Regions from separate parts of the Homo sapiens genome. Here region 2 is linked to region 1. A link is a loop called in an ENCODE intact Hi-C map of the cell type or tissue named here. Cell type or tissue: PC-3. All regions are shown on one strand.

Region 1 (2,500 bases):
AAGTCACCATACTCAGAAATTTCTATTCAATCTTCACATCTGCTTTGCTCCAACTTAATTTGTTTGCATAAATCGGACAAATTGCAATTTGGTCTTTCTTAACGTGATTCTCTCACTTTTACTTGATTCTGCATTTATTCCTACCCCCAGCCCTTTTCCCCTCCTTTCCTCCCAAAGGGAAGAACCTTAACTCCTGCAAGAAAATCAATAGAGATATAAAAACTCATTGATAGTTTTACTAAAGTCAACCTACCTTCCTCTTTACCCTAAGCACTTTGCAATCCTCTTAGCCTTGCTGTATACAGCTGTAACTGATAATGAATAAGATTTAATGAATTTGGGTATTCTCCCTTGGATTTATCATATTTCCTCAATTGTAATTATTTGTACCCTTATTATTCTATAGGCTCATAGAGTCAAAGAATCCATTCTCCTTTCACTGAAGAAATTATGCAATTAAACTTGCAATTAGACTGCCCACCGCTGAGAAACTGCCTACCAGGCCCAGAGCCTCTTTTTAAAAGGCACTTCTGTAGGAAGTTCTTTATGTAGAACTAGACCTTCTGATTCTCATTCTGTAACTGTTAGACCAGTCCTGGGTGCCTGCTAATAATGTGATAGTCTGAAAAATCAACTGATACAAACATGTTATGGATCACTGGAATGGCTACCTTATAGCTGAGCGCCATCACACAATTTCATGCTAGGTCTATACCGTAGATCCTGTGTGCCTGTGGGTTCCATGTCTGAACCATGGGTTGATTCACACAACCATGGATTGAAAATACTCAAAAACAATGCAATAATACTAATAATACAAACTAAAAAAAAATACAGTATAACAACTATTTACCTAGTATTTACATTGTATTAGGTAATATGGGTACTCTAGAGGTGATTCAAAGTATGTGGGAGAATGTGTGTAGATTATAAGCAAATACTATGTCATTTTATGTAAGAGACATAAGTATCTGACGATTTTGGTGTCCACAGGGATCCATTAAGGGATGATTATATTTACTGTTTTTTGTTCCAAGATTACACTATATAAATTCAAGAAATACGAGATGATGGACTATTAATACATGGTGTTGTTAGATGTCAGAAATATAAACTCCATAATCCTGACTCATGTCTGAAAACTCAGCTGCTTTATCGCCCCCTCCAGGAAGTCTTTCTGTGCTCCCAAGTTCCCCTAATGAGCTCTTCCTTTATACTCTCATGTTACCTGTCCTTGCTGTGCTATTTTGCCAGTAAACAGTGGGGAGAGGATGGGGTTAGTGTTTGGTTCTTTTAGATCTAATCACTATCTCTATTGTCTCGAAGGCAAGCCCTCCTTTTCCCCCGATACCAGCATGCCTAGTATATAGTAGGCACTCAGCGTTTGTTGAAATGAGTCTAGCTTCTGAAAGTGCTACATTCTGGCAGGAGGTGTGCTTTTAGAGAGGCACTTTCTCAGGGGCAACTCAGAAAATGTCAAACCTTTTAAACTGCTGCTTAGAAAAATCTGACTCTGGTGACATTAACCTTTAGAAGCCATATTAGCATTTACTTGAAGGCCATGTTTTGCAATGAACAACAGGCTACATCTAAGTCTAATAACTTGTAACCTAATAACAGATTTAATAAAAGTATAAAATGGATTGAGAAATTATCAGAAACCATAAGCTCCCAGATTATAACTGTATAGCAAGGAACATATTCTCTTGTTAATCTTCCACTTCCCGGTGATCTGTGTTCACTTCATCATCCCTAGAATTCAGTCAGATTAGTTATAGCACTAATTCTTATGGCTTCCAGACAGAAATATTCTTCATCTGCCCAAATCCCGATGTTCACTTGTGGATCCAGGTTTCATTGCATCACCTGGTGAAAGCTTATTGAAAAAGTGACATTTTTGTTGAGAGATTTGCCTGTTTGAAAAAATGGAAAAAAACAGCAGGCTTTGAATAACAAGTAGTACACTCAAACTTAATCTGTGTCTATTAAGCTGTTATCTATACTCACCACTTTGCTAAGCCATGGAGCCTATAAAAGAGGGACAAGACACCAAACTTTATGTAGCCCTATGGCACAATCATGTTGCAAAACATTTAATAACATTGTAAAGCAGACTGTGATTGTCGAAATGAGACACAGTCAGACAGTTCTTCTGAAAGACATCTTCAGACATCTTCTGCCTTAAGAGGAAGATGTCAGCAGAGGTCTAAGGTAGTTAGCCCAAGGCAGATACAAGACAGATTGTTACCATGAGACAATGGACTTGGGTAGAAGACAGCCTTGGGGAACTCTGAGCAACCAAGGTAGCATGAGCACAATCAGAAGAGGGTGAAGAATAACTTACAAGGAGAAAATGAGAGAAGAGAGAGCTAGGAGGATACTAGAGAACTGTCTTTACTTCACAGTTACTCTTCATTTGGAACAAATATGTGTCCGTTAGTATTACTCCTGTTACAGTTTACTATCATTTCTTATTTATTTATTGCTCAAGGAATTTTAG
Region 2 (2,500 bases), 150 kb before region 1:
GTGGCATAGCCCAAAGATGGCATGCACCTGCATCAGTGGTAATGTCAGCTGCTGAAAGTTAGTATGGGAATGCTACACACCTGGTGTGCAGTTGATTGGTTTCATAACCATAAGGAAGGGAATACCATTGTTATAAAAGTCAGGCCTAACAGGAACTGGCAGTGGAATGTGAGAGGGGGCCTCTGGAAAGAAAAGGACAGACCCTGTGCCTTCATGCAAGTGAAGATCTGGCTGAACCAATTCCACAAGGTTATTGCGTACATAGCCTGAGTTTAAAAGGTTGTGCCCACTTTGAAGAATCAGTCATTGTTAGACCTTGGTAAAATGTCTAACTTCCTACCTGGATAAAGAAAGTAAAATCTTTAAAAAAAAAAAAAAATAGAAAAAGTCAGGACTTTCATCACCAAAGGCAGATTAGTTGGAAGAGTAGCAAGAAGAGTGGGAAAGATGAGTACAGCGAAGTGTCAAGGGAGCAACTAAGAGAACTGACTGCAGAGGCTTGAGGCAGTAATAATGGGAGCAGGTCCAGCAACAGCAGGAGGATACCAACCACAGTAGCACAGGAAAGGGGCAAGCTCCACCTATATCAGGCCCTGAGGGTATTGCTAAGAACACACCAGTCCAGCCAGACCAGCAATCTGGAGGCCATTTAGTGAAAAGGAAAAGATTTCTTTAAAAGAAAAACTTCATTAACTGCCTACAGAACCTCAAATAGTGTCACACTGAAACCTTGCTACCTATTAGCAAAACCTGGGGACATTTGAGATATGAGAAAGTTAATTTCCAGTCATTTAGTAGCAAGCTAAATTCTGTCAATTCAAACTTGGAAATAATTAAGATTATAGCTGCTAAAGAGGGTACAGGCAGTGATAAATTAAAATACAGTGGGGGCTGGGCACAGTGGATCACGCCCATAATCCCAACACTTTGGGAGTCCAAGGTGGGAGGATTGCTTGAGCCCAGGAGTTTGAAGCCAGCCTGGACAATATAGTGAGAACTTGTCTCTACAAAAAATAAACAAAATTAGTCAGGAGTGGTGGCACGTGCCTGTAGTCCCAGCTACTTGCTACTGGGGAGGCTGAGGTGGGAGGATTGCTTGAGTTCAGGAGGTTGAGGCTGGAGTGAGCCAAGATCATGCCACTGCACTCCAGCCTAGATAACAGAGGGAGAACTTGTATCAAAAAATAATAATAATAAATAATAAATGATAAGATACAGTGGGTTAAAACAATTGGGTACACAGGTGGATGCACAAAGCAAAAGAACAAAGACAAGAAGCAGTAAAATCTATATTCATCCTAAAAGAGAAAGTTGAGATTTTTATGCAGTTTAAGTAGAATACAGTCATGCCACTTAACAATGACATACATTCTGAAAAATGCATCTTCAGGTAATTTTGTCATTGTGCAAACATCAGAGTGTACTTACACAAACCTAAATGGTATAGCCTACTACACGCCTAGGCTATACGGTATAACCTACTGCTCCTAGGCTACAAACCTGTACAGCATGTTACTGTACTGAATACTGCAGGCAGTTGTAACACACTGGAAAGTATGCATATCTAAAGATACCTAAACATAGGGAAGGTACAGTAAAATACTATATAAATGATAAGAAAGGGTACACCTGTATAGGGCACTTACTATAAATGGAGCTTGCAGAACTAGAAGTTGCTCTGGGTGAGTCAGTGAGTGAGTAGTGAGTGAATGTGAAAGTCTAGAACTTTACCATATACTATTCTAGTCTTTATAAACACTACACACCTAGGCTACACTGAATTTATTTTAAAATATTTTTATTTCTTCAATAATAAATTAACATTAGCTTACTAGGTGACTCCATCGTATATGCAGTCAGTTGTTGACTGAAATCCGCTATGCAGCACGTGACTGTAATTTAATTAGAAAAAGCTTTTACTAATAAAATACTACTTAATTGAAGTATGACCTAAAGATCAGAAAAAAAGCTAGTCACACTGAAAATTATAGACCAAGTAAAGCTGATAAGAAATGGTCTATTAGAAAGACAATTTGAGTACCTTGACTACAATCCTTATACAGGATTCTCAACAGAAAGTATAGGATGATTCTCTGAACCTATTTATTGATAAATGCATATATAAATTATTTTTATTAGCAAATGTATCATTTCCTGAGTAATATGTATTTTCTGAAGGTGCTGATATTGTCTGAAAGTCTCCTATAACTTTAAGAAGGTATAGGTATTTAGGGGGAAACTGTTAGCAAACTATGATACCACTAAACAATTTTCCAACTTCAAAGTTAAACTTAATACTATATAGTCTGTCCATTTCAAGGTCAAAATGCCATCTATCTGGATGACTACCTTACTAAAATGCTGTCCCAGTAGGAGCCAGTGAATTATATACTTAGGGAATTTGACTAGCATGAGATAGTCACTTGCCTAAATATCAATACTTCAAGTGTCTTGTAAAATATAATCTTATATATTATAAGGTTTTTTATAATGTAAAATA

Evidence for each region. Hi-C counts contacts between places; a loop is a spot of excess contacts. Peaks named below come from ENCODE experiments on the same cell type or tissue, not always from the same donor. Only the 100,000 strongest peaks of a DNase experiment are listed, where the experiment ranks them.
Region 2: it touches region 1 in a loop (2.6-fold over the local background); 2 of 110 quality-filtered maps call a loop at or near these places.

Annotation. Positions count from the first base shown.
Region 1 is chr2:214,829,799-214,832,298 of GRCh38, forward strand. All of the region lies in intron 1 of SNHG31 (small nucleolar RNA host gene 31), which reads left to right. Among named protein-coding and RNA genes, the nearest start is that of SNORA70I, 16 kb to the right of the region's middle. In PC-3, CTCF peaks have their summits at 1,174 (motif pointing left) and 1,374; no DNase peak of the experiment used is centred here.
Region 2 is chr2:214,675,201-214,677,700 of GRCh38, forward strand. No RefSeq gene overlaps it. Among named protein-coding and RNA genes, the nearest start is that of BARD1, 130 kb to the right of the region's middle. In PC-3, no CTCF peak of the experiment used is centred here; a DNase peak (open chromatin) is centred at 1,411; H3K4me3 peaks cover 412 bases; H3K27ac peaks cover 1,390 bases.